Linked DNA regions of Mus musculus: region 1 is linked to region 2. A link is a loop called in an ENCODE intact Hi-C map of the cell type or tissue named here. Cell type or tissue: gastrocnemius. All regions are shown on one strand. Each heading gives the region's core, and the rest is flanking DNA. Links, peaks and the distances in the headings are about the cores only.

Region 1 (9,334 bases), core at 663-8,662, 280 kb after region 2:
GCCATGTGTGTTCCCAGCACTGTAAGACTAAGAAAAAGAGTTTAAAGAGTTCAAATCACATACACACACAACACATACTACCCACAATCACACACACAGTCTCACATACACACTCAAACACACACAATCACACACTCATACACACAATTACACACACTGAAATGCATTACAGTCAAACACATATACACAATCACACAAAGTCTCACATACACAGCCAGCCACATATCACTCACATGATCACTCACACAACACAAAACCACAATCACACACATACAATCACATACAGTCACACACAGTCACTCTCATACACAATTACACAATCACACACAATCACATACAGTCACACACACACACATACACCCAAACATACACAGGCAACAAACTCATACAATCTCTCACATACACAATCACACATACACACATATAAACAATCACACACACACATACATGCATACACACACACACACACACACACACACACACACACACACAGCAATCACATAATCACACAGAGGAGTTTGCTTGTTGAGTCTTTTTGAGATTCTAAGGGGAGACTGCGGGTGAGTGACCTTTTTAAAAAGCATTCAGCAGTCCTCACTGGCTCTGAATGGACCCCCTCTGACCTCTTCCTCTCCAGGTCAGCACCCAACTCCTGGTCACTCTCTGGCCCCACAGTGAAGGTGACAGGGAAGATTTTGTAGTGAGGCTCTTCAGGTGAGAAACTGCCTTTGGCAGTGCTCTGTGTCTTCCTCAGACTCTGGTCCGTCCTCCCTACAATGTCTGCACTAGGTGCAGGCTCCCTGCTTGATGCCGCCATTTGCATGTCTCTGTGGAAAAACACATTCAGATTTCCTTTATCTCCTTTGTCCTTGCCTTGTGCTTTCTCAAGGAGCCCAGGCCTTACCCATCAGACTGAGCTGAAGCAAAATGAGAAGCATTCACCAGCTCTTGACCTCTAAGGGCCTTTCCGAATCTCCACAGAGCAGCCAAAGACAAAGAAAGAGAGTGAGAAGAGCCCAGAAGAAGCAAACTTTCAGCTAGTTACCATCTTTTTCCCCCCTCTGAGCTCCCAGTACCGTACTCGATTTCCTGACCAGCTTGCGCCCCTCCCCCGCTCCCTCCGAGCATCTGTGGCGGTTTCGAATTGAGCCCTGTACCTGCTGCTCTCAATCCTCAACATACCATACCAGTTGCATTGCCAAACAGCGAACTGCCAGCCATCTGCCATCCCAAGGCAGAATTTACATTGTTTTATCTTAAAATAACGCCTCCGGAATAGCAAGCCACGCTATGCATCAGGTTTTAAAATTGACAATCAGCCAGAATTAAAAACAAATACCAAATGGGCGTAAAAAAAGAACAGGGTGTGTGTGGCGGATGGGGGGTGGGGATTGGCATTTGACAGAGAGCTTATTTTTCGGCTTTTTTTTTTTTACCTGACTTTCTACCAAAATAGTCATGCCATTTAATTTTATCTGCAACCGCAGGAGCTACTTATAGACTGAGAATATTAACGTCTTCCTTGCCTGGCTCTGTGGAGAACTGCAGGTCCATAGGCCTAGAGCAGTGCATCCTACCCTAACCCCAGACTACCTCAGCCTTATCGCACTGGGTTTCCTTTCTGTGGGTCACAGAAAACTTAGGCAGGACAAGCTGGAGTTCCTGGACCAAGGTACTTGCTGAGTCATGGGCAAAGCACACTTGAACCCGGGACTCCTGGCCCTGCTCCCTTCCCACTCTTCCTTAGCCTGTCTTGACCTGCCATTGTGCTAGAGAAGGCCCTCCAACCCCACTCAGTTCTTGTTTAGTTTTGTTTCCTTGAGACAGGGTTTTGTAGCGCTGGCTGTCCTAGAACTTGCTTTGTAGACCAGGCTAGCCTCAAACTCACAGAGATCCACCTGTCTCTGCCCACTGAGTGCTGGGATTAAAGGCTTGTACCTCTCCACCCAGCACCCCTTCTGTTCTTAACATCAACCTGTAGCAGCCTTCAGGTCAGACAAGAATGAACAGGGGCTAGAGAAATAACTCAGCAGTTAAGACCACTTGTTTTTTGCAGAGGACCCCAAGTTGGATTTCAAGAACCTATAGAAAATCTAGAACTCCAGTTCCAGGGAGTCCAATTCTGTCTTCTTACCTCCTCAGGCACCAGGCACACACATAGTGCACAGACATACATGAAGGCAAAATGCCCATACACATAAAATGAAATAAATACATCTTCAAAAAATTTAAAAAAGAATGGACATGCATATACCTGCAGAGCTTGGGGGACACTGGGGACCTGTGATATTGGCCTGTGGTCCCAGAGAAAGAGCCACTGACATATCTGGATGGGTTTTCAGAGCAGATGGTTCTAGAGGAATGTTTTCTTCTGAAGAGAAAGAAAGGAGGCTTCAAACTCCCTTCTGAGAAACTGTTTCAAGGAAAAGCAGGTTGGGGGAAAGTGTGAAGTCTGAGTGGGCTGAGGAAGTACAGGACTCAAGGTCTATACCCAAGATGCCTGCCTGCTGCTTGAGCTGTGGATGGGCCGAGCTGAGAGGTTCAGAGAAAGCCCAGGCAAGATCCTGGATAGCCCGAGAGGCCAGGCCTCTTGAGGCTGGAACTCTCTCTGAGTCAGTAGCAGGGGACATTGGCTCACCTAACTAAATCCTCCAGCCTTCTCTAGTCCAGAAAGCTCCAGCTTAGCCAGGCTTTGGTGTGGGTAGCATCTAAGGGCAGCTGTTCTTGTTTCAGATTGCCTAGATGGGGGTACATCCTTGTAAAAGCTGACTCCTGTGCCCAGCAAGGATCAGGACTCTCTCCCCTCCCTGCAAGCTATGGTCTTAAGTGCTGGTCTGTCTGTCCCTCTTGTGGGCCCCTTGAGGTAAACAGCCACCTTCCTCCTCTGTGAGTCCCAGACAACATCCACATGTGAACATCTGATGCCTTGCTAACAGGGGCTGAATTGACTCACAGACCTAAGGTCCTGAGCTTGGAGTCCCACCCCTGAGAACCTATGTCTGGCTAGTCATCACTCAGACTCCCTCTATCAAGAGGGAGCATCCCCACACTGGGTATGTTGGATGCTTTTCTTTTTGAAGTAACATAACTCAGTTTATTCTTATCCTGCTAAGCAATGAGCCAGCGCAAGCACAGAACACTGCTTTGCCTTAGTCACAGCTGCCAGAGTAACTGAGGAAACACTGGGACCCAGGGGTCACAAGAGCTTTATGGAGATGCCCCCATTGCTCTGCCTCCAGTACTGGTGGCCCTCACCAGACTAGGGCATAGATCCCTGGAAACAAACAGTCTGCCGGACACCCACTGCCAACAAGGAAGAGGGTAATCAAGCTGAGAAGGGAAGTTGAGGAAACCCATCACCAAGAAGAAAACACCAAGATTGACTGATCCAAGCCTTAGCTAGGCTGTTTTTCAGAGACAGGGGCTGCACTCTATCAGTCTAGGGGACAAGACAGACAGGTGTGCTTGCTTATTACAAGGGACAGAAAAGGGGTGCTTCCTAATCCACAACACAGTGAAGACTTTCGTGTGCTAGTGTTGGCTCTCAGGATGTAAGCAGAATTGCCTAACAATAGCACCCACAGAGGAGGAGCAAGGGTCTCAAAGAGCAGAGCCAGGAAGCCAAGAAGCCATAAAGCCATGGGAAGGAGACACAGAGCCTTACAGATCCTTCCCAACCATAAAAGCCATTTGTCCAAATCCATACTCAAGCCAGCAGTGAGGACTGAGGAGACAGATGGCTTGGTGGGTAGCATTCCTGTCCTGTAAGCATGAGAAACCAGAGTGTGATCCCATCACCAATGTAAAATCAAACATGGTGGCGTGAGTCTGGAACCCTAGCACTGAGAGATAGAGATATGCCAGTCCTGGAGCTTGCTGGCCAGCCAGCATAGTCAACCAATGAGCTTGAGGGTCACAAAGAGACCCTGTCTCAAAAACTTAGCTTGAGAGCCATAGAGAAAGATAATCAGTGTTGACTTCTAGATTCCATACACACATAAATGCACTTGTATCCAAGCATACAAACGCACAAATATACACATATGTACATGTACACACAGACATATACAGAAACTTATACACACCTACACACACACACACACAGAGCAATTATTGGGATAATGCACTTTGAAGCTCAAAACAGTCTCAACTCCTTTTGCTATATTTCATTCTTAAAATTTTACTTATGTGTGTGTGCTCACATATGCAATGACATTCATATGGAGGTCAAAGGGCAACTTGTAAGAGTTGGTCTCTACTCCCACCACGTGTGTCTGGAGACTTAGTTCTTAGTCTGACTTGGCAGCATACACCATAACCCACTGAGCCATCCTACTGACCCATCAACTGCTTTAAACAGAATAAATCACTTCATGTCTGGTGCCTCTCACCCATGAAACTGTGACCAGAAGAATGCAAGTCGTCAAAAAATGAGGCACGTTAACCCTGAGACTAGGATGAGGTGTGGCACCATCGATTGATTTGATAAAAGGCCAGGACAGGGAAGAGAATATGATCCCCACTGGGATGGGTAAGTGATGTCCCGCAGGAACCCAGGCGGTAAAGCTACATGTGCCCTCAGGGCCGAAGCTACTGTGGCCCTATCTTACCCTGATTACTTCTAGTGATGAGACCTGTGCGGCTCTGGCTGACTGTCAACAAGATATGTGTTCTGCAGTAGAGAAACACCACTCCCTTATAAAACAAGCGCGAGCAGCACCTGACCCTGAGTGTCATTTCTGAAGGGGCTTCTTCGACAGTGCTACCCTATTGAACAAAGTCTCTATCTCAAGAACACCCTTAGGAGGAGGAATCTGTCTACCTCCCCTAATACCAGAGTCCAGCATCACAATTTTCTTTAGCTTAGCATCCCCTCTTCCCTGTTAATGTCTCAGTATTCGTTGCTCTCAGATGCCTGTGGCATCCTTGCTTCCTTCTTCCCAGGAGCCAGAGCAGTACATTCTGAAGTGGTCTTTGCCAGTCAAAGTGCTGGATCTTGTGGTCCCTTGCCACGGAGACGGGTTTGTGGAAACATGGAAGTGGGGTCCAGGAACTCAGAAGCAGGTGTCAGGACTCAGGCTAAGGGATTCTCATAGAGTTTAGGATGAACTGTGTATCTGTTAGGAATGGCAGAAAATGCATGCGCATACTAGTGATAAAGTATTTAGTGTTGAGTTATTAAAGGCCATAACTACTTCATATTTGTTCATCTTAAGTGTTAAAAACTAAAATAACTCCTTAGATACTCCCAACTGTGTGCTTTCATTTTTCAAAGCATCCCTTGTGAAAAGAGAAGAAATACAAGTTCTTACCCCCCCCACACACACACACACACCTCCAGCTAGAATATCATTTACATGGCTAATCATGATCATGACCCTACTGCCACCTAATGGTAGAGAGCCTTAATTGCAGATAAAGTGCCCTAGAGATCAGACACCGTATTTTAAAAATATAATCACAGTGATCAAGGGGCCATCCACCTAAAGGGAGTGATTTTGTGCCTTGCTGTCATACCCAAGTAAGACACTTTATTTTTCTGATCTTGCTTGTTTTTCGCCTGGTGAGGCTGCATCAAACAAAAGTCCATCTGAAATTAAGGAAATAATGTAAAAGAATCATGAAAATCTACAGCATATCAAATTTTAAAAAATAGGATGTGGATTAAAATAACTATTAAAATATGATAGTTCATGTTCACCCGGTATCATATGGGCATACAGGGCAATAGTTAAAAAATTTTTTGGCTTGATTAAGGTTTATTAGTTGCAAAAGTTTTCAAACTAGTAATAGGATAAATTATATGTGTATATGTGAAAATTGCTGATCAGTTTTCTGGGGTTTAAAACAGAGTAGGCAATAGAAATACATCTATAAATTCATTCTCTCTGTGGTTACAGAAGCAGAAGTTTGACACTGAAGTAACCACATAGGCAGAGTTTGGGCACCTAGTCCTCCGTAGACCCTTCACATGTATGTTCTGTTCTTGAAGAAGAAACTTAATGCCGAACCCTAGGTCTCCTTTATAAACCTGTGCTTTGTCATAGCTCTACTTAATGCTTTATTGATAAACAGAATTTGTGTTATGCTTTGCAGTCGTAGAAGGGTTTCTCATGTCCTTTTCATTCTCCCAACCATGAGATCATTAGTACCTGTGATGTTAGCTTTAATTGCCAACTTGACAAAACCTTGAATCACCTGAGGAAAGTGTCTCAGTGAGGGATGGTCTACATTTGATTGGCCAGTGGGCACATCTGTAGGGGATTGTTTTAATTGATAGTTAACTTGGGAAGACCCAGCCCACTGTGAGTGGGACCATTCCCTAGGCAGGAAATCCTGACCAGTGTGAATGGAGAGACTGAGCTGAGCACAGACAAGTGAGCATGTGAACATGCATGCATCTGTCTTTCGGCTCTAGACTGTGGATGTCCTCACCTTCTTCAAGCTCCCACCACTCTGACTTTCCCACAATGATGGACACTAAGCTGGACGCGTAAGCTGAAATAAGCCCCTTTCTTTCCAAAGTTCCCCTTTGTTGGGTACATTATCAGAGCAAAAGAAATGAAACTTTGCTTTCCAGGTAGGAAAACTATTCATTCAAGGAAAGGGAATGACCTCCCTGTTGTCACACACAAGTGTCACAGGAGGTGGGGAATTTGCTTTCCTGACTCTATGCCCCATGCTTCTCCCACCAGGAGGCATTCCAAGACACAAATCAAGAATGGAAGACTCTTTTATGTATGGTGGCAGAGTGCCCACGTAACCAGTCAAGGAATGTCGAGTTGGGTAGCTGGCAGTAGATAACCTCACATCCAAGGGTTGTGAGGAAAGCTATTTCATGCCTGCACCGTGTGGTGCACATGACTTTTAAACTCAGTGTCGGCTGTTATCCATTCTTTTTTTTTTTTTTTAATCTGACAATGTCATACAAGAGCAGTGACCTTATCCCCTCATTATCCTCTCAGAAGGCAAGAACCTGGTCTGTGCCATTGGGAATTCTCTTCTGCCAACCTCTTTATCAGCCACTTCCTGCCCCAATTGTATCCTGAGAATCTGAAGCTGCCTTAGGAACAAGAAGCCCCCAACACCCTCCAGGGAGAAGTCTTGTTGGTGGTCCGGGATTGACATACATGTTTGTTATTTTGCTAGGTGACTTAAGTCTGCGTGGGCAGTTACTGGAGCAGATAGGTGTCCATGTTGCTGTGGAGAATAGATTCTGGCAATTTGTCCCAGAATGTGTGTCACACATCTTTGTAGGCTGGGCACGAGGGACTGTGTCTTCGGTAGGATCCAAGACTGCTTTCCACAGTCCTCCCTGCTGAGGGTGCTCACCCTGAGCACATCACTCCCAGGGATGACATCAGACTGTATCCACGCAATACCTCTAATACCCAATGAAGATGCAGAGTTCTCTGCCATGAGAGATGGTTGCTAAAAAACTTAATTTGCTGTCTACTTTATCATATATAACTTGAGATAAGATATGAAGGAACTAAATTCCAGAAGGCATTTGAAAGTCAAAAAGGAAGTGGTTTGACTCTTCAGCCTCTGGAGATATGCAATCTCTACATTAGGGGAAAGTATGGGTTATGGATGGGAGCAGTGTGCTTCCAGACCTTTCTCCCTGATGGCCAGAGGGAGTGTCCTCAGACCCACAACACTGATCCTGGCCTGCCCTAGCAAACTCAAGAGCAGCAAAAGCCTTCTCAGGACGCCTTTAAGCTTCAGTGAGTATCATGGTTTGAATGTCAGATTTCCCCACAACTGTGCATTGAGCACTTTGTCCCCAGATGTTGGTTGCAGAACATTTAGGAGCTGAGTTGAGCCCTAGCTGGAGGAATTAGGTCTCTGGAGAGTTGGCTTGAGGTATATAGCCCAGCTTTGGGTCCAGTCACGTTCTGCTTGCTAGTCCACAGAGGTGTAAGCAAACAGTCTCACCTTCCCGCTGCCACCCCAACCTCTGTCCCCTCCCTCCTGCTACCATAGCTGCCCCACCAGGATGGAATGTACCATGAAACCTCTTTAAGTTGCCACTCACCAGGCATTTGGCCGGAGCAAGAAGAAAAACAATTAAGGTACAGAGTGACAGAGTGTTTGTCTCTTGTCCTCAGCCATCAGCCTGGCAAAGTAAAGGCCAGTGAAGGCAGCTAGTGACAAGGAGGAGGCGAGTCATCTGTCCTGATGGCGTATGGGTCCTTATCGAAGCACGAGAGGCTGGGCGCACTCTGCCAGGTCCCCCTCCCCACCTCCCTTCTGAGGCATCCTTCTCTGCTTTGATGCTACTATTGTTCTCCTCTACAGTGTAAGGTGATGCAGGGCCCTACCAGTCATGTGTCTATAGCTGTTGACTCTGTCCTGCCTGAGAGGCAGCCTTGTGGCACCTGCTTCCCTGAGCTCTCAGACTCTATAAACTTGGGAGATAGCAGGCACAGTCTGCTCAAAACCTGACTCCACAATTCTGTGACTGGGAAGTCTCTCCAGTTCTTTAAACTCCCCTCCCATTCTTCTCTGTGTGGACGGAATGAGTCTGACACCAAGAGGTCTAGGCAGAGTCTTGAGAGTTTGAAGCTTCACTGCCCTTGTGTTTGGTGATAGATCAAATCTGGGACGATGGTGCAGCACTGGCAGACTTGTGGCCCTTGGAGGAGCCTTGTCATCCCTTCAGCCAGGCCATAGCCTCCCCACCTTTCACCTTCAGCCCTGCGGGGTGCAGCCCCTGCCGTATGAACCAGAGGGGTCCAATTAGGAATTAAGAAAGAACCGATTATAATCACAGGCCTCATTGAACTGAAAGTGCTCAGAGTAATTTTCCAAGCGAACTCTGGGGAGATGGTTTTCACTGTGCTTGCAGATACGGTAAACAGATAAACAGATAAACTCTGTGTGTGTGTGTGCTTGTGTGTGTGTGCGTGTGGTGGGGTCTGTAGCATATTGTCCCGACTAAATTAGGGAGGGGGTTGCTTTCTCTATTCTTAGATAAATAAGCCAAGTCTGAGACTCTGACTTAGACAACTACCGTGTTCTTAGCAACAGAACCGAGCCAGTCAGAGTGTACGTACCCTCCCACTTCCCTCTGGATGGGAACAAAGGAAGCCAGCCAGCAAGCAATTAAATGAAACTAAGATCGAAAAACCATAATGAACAACCCTGAGCCATTGGAGACAGACTGGGGGTGCTGTAGGGATTTGCAGGAGAAGATTCAAGTAGTCAGGAAGTAATGACTGCAATAGGAGCACCCAGTTTTGAAGCATCGGGTAGAGCTTCGTTCACAAGCCTTTAAAAGTGGCGGCTCCTGTTTTAATTATTATTCCCTGATCTTGAACCTGGACTGAGA
Region 2 (9,334 bases), core at 463-8,462:
ATAGTAGCCGGGCTGTTTCATACTGCTATGCATAGAGTGGCACCTTAGAGTCCGTGGAAATTTGCAGGCTTATGGTGCTAGAGATGGGGACATCTGAGAGAGAGTCAGTGGCACCAGGCAAGGTTTCATTACCTCTGCCACATGGCAGAAGGGCAAGACCGAGCCAAACAAAGCCAGTTAGAGTGTCATAGCTTCTGGAGGAGAAGCCATTACAGGCCACCAGGTGCTGTACTGGGATGCAGGGCATGGAGCCTTGACATTGCTCTGCCTATGTAGGACCCTGTGCCCTGACCTGTGGCAGTGCTGGGGGACAAGGCAGACCCATTCATTTCCCAAATACCTGGGAAGTCACGGAAGAGAGTAGCCAGGTCCCCAGTGTCCCTTTTCTAAGAGTGCTCCTTAAGGCCTAATCACATGTTTAAGGCCTCAGTTTCTAAAACCATCGTCTCTGGGGTTAGGGGAAGAAGAGTTCCAAAGGATAAGGATTAGGGGACAGAGACCTTCAGGTCATATGAACATTTGTATGTGAATCTTGGTGTGACGCACGTCTTCCTTTCTGTTGGGTAAATCAGGGCAAGCCTCATGCTGAGTGTTTCGTGTATGAAGCTGCACAGGGCCTGGGAGTGATTTAGTGTCATTGTCTTGACATCCTTAATAATCTCTCACGAGGCCTCACATTGGCATCTCTGCTGAGCACATGTGCTCTGTAGTGTTGATGAAAGAAACAAACAAAAACAAAACAAAACAAAACAAAACCATCACACAAACCACAGCTCTCACCTCAGAGGGAACCAGAGGTGGGTTACTCTAGAGGCAACTTTGAACCACCGAGGCCCAGGAAACATGGAGCTAGGTCGCCCCATATTCCTGAGTAGAGGCAAGTTTCATGCAAACAAACACACAAACAACCTGACCACCCTGAGCTTGACCTCTGGAATCCACATAAAGGTGCAAATCGAGAACTGACTCCACAAAGTTGCCCTTTGACCTCCATGTGTGGACTGTAGCATGTGTGTGCACACACACTAATGGCAAAGTTTAAACACTACTATTTGACTTCTACAAAGTGAGTATTTGCTATAGAGGGGTTTTCTTTTTAATTTAACTAAGATGAAAACAGGATTGAAGAAGATATCCTCTTTGCTGGTGTGCCTTCCGAAACAAGGTAGCCACCTTCAATATGCTAGGATCAGTCAGCATAAAGGCTTCCTGAAATCCTGCTATTTCACACCAGATTCTTTGCTCTTGTCTATAGCAGTCAGTTACCTTGTTCAAGTAGGAAATTAGATTGATCTGAAAGGCTGTGCTCTTCAAAAAAGCTACCTTTGCTGTGGCTGCATTAAGATTTTTGTGAGTACTTCCATAAAGCAACTAAAATACAGTTTGCAGAAGGAGCCATCTCCTCATAACAAAAGACGACTACTGTAGCCTGTGATTTTAAAAATGCCATAATAGAAATGTTCCTATTTCTTAAGTGTCCCAATAAAAACAGCGCCCTGACTTATTCTTTTGGACATATTTTAAGTGTGGTAAGCTGATGTAAAATAACAATGAATGGATAGCATTCAAATGTAGAGCTCCATAAAGAAATGCTAAAATTCACCTAGGTGGGGGTGGGGTGAGGGGTAGGGGAGTGGGGTTGCTAATAGATAGGGAAGCCACAGATGCCAATCCCCTACCCCTATAGGTAGGAAATCCAAAACATCAGAGAACTTTTAGGAACACTGATAAACCCAGGCTGGGTGTGGTGGCGCACACCTTTAATTCCAGCACGCAGGAGAGGTAGAGAGGCAGGTTGGGTCTCTGTGAATTTGAGGCCACCTGGGGCTACTTGATGAGTTCCAAGCCATCTAGGAATGCATAATGAGACTTGGTCTCAAAAAAAGTGAAAATTCATTTGAAATCTATCAAGAACAGGAAAGAACAACCAAAATAATGCTGAAAAAAAAAAGATTTATTAGTTGTCGAACTTTAAAAATTTGCATCTAATTTACTCACATGTTGTGTGTGTATTCATGCCACAGCATACATGTAGAGGCCAGAGGACAATTTGAAGGAAGTAATTTCTCTTCTCCTGCCAATTGGGTTTCAGAAATCAAGCTCAGGCCATCAGGCGGAGGGAGGATAAACACTCACCCGTGGGGCCACCTCTCTGGCCCTAATCACAAGTTACTGAAAGAGATTGGTCTAATCTGGAGGTGGGCATGATGGCTCACAACAGCACTTAGATGGCTGATGCAGGAGAACCAGAGTTCAAGGCCAGCCTAGACTATGCAGCAAGTTGGTGGGCAGCCTGGGCTATGTGAGATGGTGTTTCATAAAACAAAAGAGAATCTGATCTTATTTGGAAAGTTTCTAGTTTTTGTTTATCCATCTATCTAGGGTTAGTTCAGAATGTGTGTGTGTGTGTGTGTGTGTGTGTGTGTGTGTGTGTGTGCATGCGTGTGTAGTGTGTAAAAGTGAACCACAGCTGACCCAATGGGCTGAGATTTTTATTTCCTTAAAGGGATCACATTCATGATGACATTATTCTTGTATGGACATCACTCCACCCTTTAAGACAGTCCCTACTGATTCTCTGAAAGTGACATGAAGCTTTTAATATTAATAGAGGGCTCAGGCTGCTGCCATTAGTACATTCTGTATAATGCTAAGATTTTGAGCTTGGTTCCATGAGCAGATGGATGTGGAGAGCATTTAAATGACAGAAAAATAAGTGTATCATCAAAACCTCAAGTAACACACAGAGTCGGTGGGTGAATCATTACAATGCCATCCATAAGCGTCCTTCGTAATTTCTGGTCTCTCATTTTCATATTAACTGGAATGAATTTCTTCTAAAATGCAATAGCATGGGAGACAAGAGGGGACAAATTGACTTATTGATGAAAGAGAAACAATCCTCTCGCCCCATAAAGAATCAGGTAGCCTTTTAATTTAAAGGTCCAGCTGAAGGATCATGCTGTTATTTCCCCAGGGAGACTTTGAATAGGATTTCCTTGTGGTGTGAGAGAGCCAGAAAAAGACAGAGGCATATTTTTCTCACCTCCACATCTGCAGGCTCCTAGTCCCTTCTCATCTGCATCCCTAACTGGCTGGGTCCAGGGCTCAGTGCTCTAGTCAAGGGTGAAGATGAGAAGTGGCAGCCGGCTCAGGGTGAGGATGACAATCGCTCTGATTGGCCACGGGATGCTCATGCAGTCAGACATACACAGTGCAAATTCTTATTTTTAGAACTCTCCATAGCATCCTTGTGACTCGGGATCTGCACCCTCCCTGAGCCTCCCACGCGCCCTGATCCACAGTCATTTCTAGGCGCCGTAAAAGATGCTCAGCTTTTCACTTGTCCACTGGGTTATCTGAACGCCCTGGTCATACAGGAGGGTGTGGGTCTCTTCCTCTGACTTGTGCTGCACACATCTCAGCGTGAACATTGCAGGGGCTGGGTTACCGATGAGCTCTCCCCTCTCCCATAACTTTGATTTTGATCCATTCCAAGTCGAGATCTTCTGCCTTGACCTCCTGCAGTGTCTGAGACCTGCACAGCCTACCCCCTGTGGTGCACTAGTGCTGCCCCATGGGGCACTGATGTGACCGCTCCCAGCACTATGCTCATTAATTCTGTGGCTCTTCATGCTTGTCTACCCCAGTCTGTTGTCTCTCAGAGCAAAATGCCCGGAGGAGCCAGAAGCATCCCCACCCTTGGTCTATAGACCATATATCTGGGAATTATCTTAAATTTTTCTATATTCTCTTTCTGGAACAGGACTCAGCATATAGGCAAGAGCACTTCCACTAAGCTACAACCCTAGGGTTATGCCAAATCCTTTATGTCCTAGTTACAAAGACCTGCTCTTCTGCTCAATGATGTCTGCAGCTCTGTCGCTGCTTCTTCACTTGGAATCCCTCATAAAGTCTGGTCTGGAGCATGGTACCCTAGCAGGCTTTCTACGTCTTTTTCTGCATCCTTTCAATGCAGTATCTGCTTCTAACAATTATGACATTATACTATGGTCCTAATTTAAAGTTGCTTAGTGGCTCCATTTCTAGTGGGACATCCTTGAGCATGTCAGCCACCCACAGTCCCTGGAGTCACAAAGCCCTTGACTATTTGTTGTTGTTGTTGTTTGTAACCTCACTACAGGGCCCAGGCTGGCCTCAAACTGCTGATCCTCCTGCCTCTGCTTCCCAGGTGCTGGGATTACAGGCATGTGCCACCCCTCTGGCTCCTGTCTAACTTTGCAGCCAGCCATGGCTTTATTGCATTCTTCCTGCCTGATGTGGTTCCTGAAGCTACTAAGTGGATTTTGCTTTGTTATACTTTATCCTTATGTTTGCCTGTGTGATATTAACTAAGTCTCTCCTGTTCTAGGCTGTGGAAGTCTATCTGCTGTTCTGAAATGGCCTCAGGCTTCAAGCCTTTCAGAGCCTCCTTGGCCTTCCCAAGGCTGGAATGACTTCTCTCTCTGGGAGACAACACTCCATTCTGTAGGGGTGACGTCTGTAGGTAAGACTCCATTCTGTGTCCCCTGTCTTGTCCTCTGGCCTCTGAACATTTGGCTAAGTTAGATCTGCCCCTGCGAGCTTGTTTATTGACACAAGAGTCCTTGGTCTCCCAGACATGACTCAGTTCAGGGGCATCATCGTGACCTTGAGGGTTAAGCGTTACACAGAGATGTAAATATTTTTGGCTTTGTGGAAGGTCAGGAAGGTGGGATGTCAGTGTGTACAACACACTTGCAGTTCGGTTGTCTTACGAGCTGATTCTAAAAGAGAAAGTCTATTCTGGTGTATGCTGCATGTTCCTCGGAGGAGACAGCCATAGGTGTCGAGTGTGGGGTGAAAGAGATGCAGCTGGCAGATTTCCCATCTCGACCAAGGCACATACATACAGTCTCACCATCACCGAGCATAGCTGCTTTTGTCGTCATTTGGACTGTGCTTCCTGAGTACACAGGTCTCCTCATGCTAGTGTTTTATAACCCCGACACGGAGGCACACTCCTGGAACACTCGGTACGGTTTGCCTCAGTTCATGAATAGAATACACTCACAGGCTTTCACTCATCCCATTACCAATGGTCTTTGCTATGTTGTTCTTATTTAAAGTGTCCCTGAGATTAGAACCACTAAGATTTCTCTTGGAATTTTAATACCTATGCATTCCTTGGGTACCAGTTCATCAAAACAAACCCTGTAAGAGATGGCCCTGTAAAGGCAGAACCCGCATTGGGCATGTCTGCTGAATAGATGATGTAGTTACAGGTGGGAGCCACCAGATGGCTTAAGGAAGTGAATTTATCTCCAACCGAGACAGCTTAGAAATCTGGGACTTTAAAAAGCAGCGACTGGAGAACAATCGAAAGGTTCTCTTTAACGAACCTCTAATAACCAACAGCAACTCCTCATTATCACCTGACGTCGGCGATGGGTTTAGACAGATTTTTTTTTTTTTTTTTACTGAAAACACTTTTTTTTTTTTTTTGGTTAACCTTCTAACGTCTCCATGCTTTAAGAATTACAGAATAATCACTGAAACTCAATTTAATTCCACAAATATTTGTTGAGCGCTTAAGTCTCAATTAAGCTTTCTGAGCGGCTTGTGGAAACATAATGCTACCCGAAACTCAGCTTGCTAGACATGGAGAAATGTATGGAAGACGCAAGGCAGAGATGGATTTTTCTCTCTTTGTGCTCCTGAAGGAAGATCACCGTTTGAAGAAGTGCTGGTGGAAAGACAATTGTGGTCTAGAAAATTCCTGCAGATAATTTATAGGTGACATAAGTAAGATTAAACTGAACACTGTAAGTAACCACAATATTTATCAACTAAGCTGTGCTTTATCTTGCATATACCAAAACCAGAGTTGAAGTTATTTGGTTAAGAAGTCACTGTGGTCATTTGAAAATAAGCCTAAATGCACTGTCATCTGGAAAGAGACAAACCATTGGTAGATGGCGTTCAAATGGTTGTTTTCTTCTTTACCTTGAATATTTGGTGTCATGTAAAGTGTTTGAGATATGCCCATTTAAGGAAAACTTATTTGGCTATGTAAGGACTTACACATAAGCCTGGTTAACAGTAATTCCGTCCCTGTGGGCACGCTGAGAGGCCGGGAGCGGATGCTGGATATCTGTTTTATCACTGTCTGCCATATTCCTTTGAGAGAAGATTTCTCACCGAGCCAGTAGGCACAAGCCGAATTGCTCCCCTGTCTCCACCCACTACAGTGCTGGGGCTATAGCTGTATGTGAAGGCCATGCCCATCTCCTTAGGTAGAAGCTGAGGATTTGAACTCAGGTTGTCATGTTTGCATAACAAACACTGTTTAAGTGGAATTATGCATATTAAGGTAGTCCTTTACAACTCTTCAATATCAGATCTTTTAAAAACTTGAAGCAAGCCTGGCGGGATAGCATACTCCAACAATCTTAGCACTCAAGAGGCGAAGGTCAGAGGGTCAAGAGTTCCAGGCCAGCCTGGGCTACCTGCAAAGATCCTAACTGAGGGAAGCAAAGAAAAACAAGTTGAATCAGGTAGAAGGAAAATCAGAAAAGGGTCTTTCATAAAGCTGAGAGCATAACATGTCCTGTAATTATTGCTATATCAGCTTAGAAATATGTGTTTGCTAATGAGAACTGAGCATAACAAACTCCCTGAAACAGAGCACCGGATCCCCTTTGAAACGTAAACTAAAATTGGACAATTAACTACTTAAAGCATTGATTTCATCTGAAGTGATAAGAATTTTTGATAAACCTGAAGTGGAAATTTGATCTTTCCCTTCCAGCTTCGAGGAAACTAACACGATGAAGATTAGCAAGGTCGGATGGCCTGTGGGGCTGCAAGAAAACCAGACGCTGCTTGAAGTAGGTTGCTCACTTGTCCTTTTTACTAAGATGCCGCGGCTCATCTTTGCACTGACTTATTTTGTTAAATAAGCATTTATGTATTTACTCTGGGAGATTTTAAAATTGAAAAACGTGATGGGAAAATGCAAAGCAGCCAGTCATGGTAGTTCGCGTCTTTCCTTCCAGTGTTCAAGAGTGAGAGGCAGGTAGCTTAAGTATGAGGGCAGCCTGGTCTAGAGAGTGCGTTCCAGGCCAGCCAGGGTTACAGTGCGAGACTGTGTTTTAGTCAGGATTACTAGTGGATGAAACACCATGACCAAAGCAAGCTGGCGAGGAAACGGTTTGTTTGACTTATACTTCTGCATTAAAGGAAGTCGGGACAGGAACTCAAACAGGGCAGGAACCTGGAGGCAGGAGCTGATGCAGAGGCCATGGGGTACTGCTTACTGGCTTGCTCCTCATGGCTTGCTCAGCCTGCTTTCTTAAAGAACCCAGGACCACTCTTAGCCCCGGATTATTATCACCCATAATGAGTTGGGCCTCCCCACCTGGGTCACTTACTAATTAAGAAAATGTTCTAGCAAGCGGTTGTGGCATAGGCCTTTAATCCCAGTACTCAGATAGCAGAGACAGGAAAGTCTGAGATTGAGGCCAGCCTGGTGTACAGAGTGAGTTCTAGAACAGCCATAGCTATAGGGAGAAACCCTGTCATGAACAGCACCCCACCACCACCACCACCACTCCCAAATGTCCTACAGGCTTGCCTATATCCTGATCTTCTGGAGAGTTTTCTCAGTTGAGGCTCCTTCCTCTCTGATGACTCTAGCTTATACCAACTTGACATAAAACTATCCAGTGTACCCTGTTTCAAAATTAAAAAGAAGCAAATTAGACACAGTTCAAACACACACACACACACACACACACACACACACACACGGTGGGGGTGGGGTGCAGATTTAAAAATTTTTTTTTTATTTTCAGTCCTATTTCCTTGTGACTCTATATGACAGCTCTGTAACAGAATGTATCCCTGCAGGTTGCCAAGATAACTCAAAACTTGGAGCTGAGAGCAATCAAGGACTCCCCACATGAAAGACATTTAGGGGGTGGGGGCAGTGGTAGAGCAGTTGCCAAGCATGTGTGAGGCCCTAGGTCCAATTTCTAATTTCCAGAATCTTCCGTCTCCCAAAAGAGAGTTTTATACAATTGGGGGAGGACCCAACTGTTCTGCCAGTTTATCCAGAAGTTGTCGTGTCCACAGAGTACAGGAATAGATGGCCTGCCTTAGGAAGAGGTCTCTAGGACTTTTCCTTCAAAGCTGATGGAACCAGACTTGCCCTCGGCTGCTGTAATAGAGAAGCGCATTTTCCCAGGGGAAGTGTCTGCTGACAGCGCATGCGCATGCCTGGAGCTCAGCTTCGAGATCTTCCTATCTGTGGAGTAAGAAGGTAGGTTGCAGAGGAGACCCATAGTAAGGTGAGCATGCATGTGCTTCTTCTGGACTTAGGGAAACCATGGAAGGAAATGAGATAAATCCATTTTGAGCCCAACATCTTTCTTTTTTCTTTTTTCTTCTTTTTTAAATTAATTAATTTATTTGTTTATTTTACACTCCATATTTTATCCAACTCCCAAACCCCTCCATCCACCCTCCTACTGCTCCACATCCCATACCTCCTCCCCACGCCCCTGCCTCCATGTGGGTATCCCTAACCCCCACCCTTCCTGACCTCTAAACTCCCTGGGGCCTCCAGTTTCTTGAGGGTTAGGTGCATCATCTCTGAATGGACACAGACCCGGTTGTCCTCTGCTGTATGTGTGTTGGGGGCCTCATATCAGCTGGTGTATGCTGCCTGTTTGGTGGTCCAGTGTTTGAGAGATCTCGAGGGTCCAGGTTAATTGAGACTTCTGGTCCTCCTACAGGATTGCCCTTCTCCTCAGTTTCTTTCAGTCTTTCCCTAATTCAACAACAGGGGTCAGCTGCTTCTGTCCATTGGTTGGGTACAACTATCTACCTCTGATTCTTTCAGCTGCTTGTTGGGTCTTCCCAGAGTGCGTTCATGCTAGATCCCTTTTTGTGAGCGCTCCATAGCCTCAGTAATAGTGTCAGGCCTTGAGCTGGATCCCACTTTGGACCTGTCGCTGGACCCTCTTTTCCTCTGGATCCTCTCCATTTCCATCCCTGTAATTCTTTCAGACAGGAACAATTATGAGTCAGAGTTGTGACTGTGGGATGCCCCCCTCCCTCATTTGATGCCCTGTCTTCCTGCTGGAGGTGGTGAGCCCAACTTCTTAAACTGTGGGTCACAACCCCATCATATGGGGGTTGCAAAACAAAACAACAATAACAACAGCAAGAACAGCAAGAACAAAACGCAATGATAAAGGTTTCTGCATGCTCAAGGATAGAAAGTAAATTCAAAATGAGATAGATGATGAGGGTTTCTGCAAGTACTGGTTCACAGGGCATAGTATTGCTT

What was found. Peaks named below come from ENCODE experiments on the same cell type or tissue, not always from the same donor. Only the 100,000 strongest peaks of a DNase experiment are listed, where the experiment ranks them.
Region 1: it touches region 2 in a loop (10-fold over the local background); 3 of 42 quality-filtered maps call a loop at or near these places.

What each region holds. Positions count from the first base shown.
Region 1 is chr14:64,165,335-64,174,668 of GRCm38, reverse strand. The region is part of intron 5 of Msra (methionine sulfoxide reductase A); the gene reads left to right. Among named protein-coding and RNA genes, the nearest start is that of Gm52129, 29 kb to the left of the region's middle. In gastrocnemius, for the core only: a CTCF peak has its summit at 5,406 (motif pointing left); DNase peaks (open chromatin) are centred at 1,123, 1,602, 5,374 and 8,173; H3K4me3 peaks cover 699 bases; H3K27ac peaks cover 1,089 bases.
Region 2 is chr14:64,449,932-64,459,265 of GRCm38, reverse strand. It overlaps a transcript of Msra not described here. Among named protein-coding and RNA genes, the nearest start is that of Msra, 14 kb to the right of the region's middle. In gastrocnemius, for the core only: a CTCF peak has its summit at 5,258 (motif pointing right); DNase peaks (open chromatin) are centred at 3,189, 3,484, 4,905 and 5,265.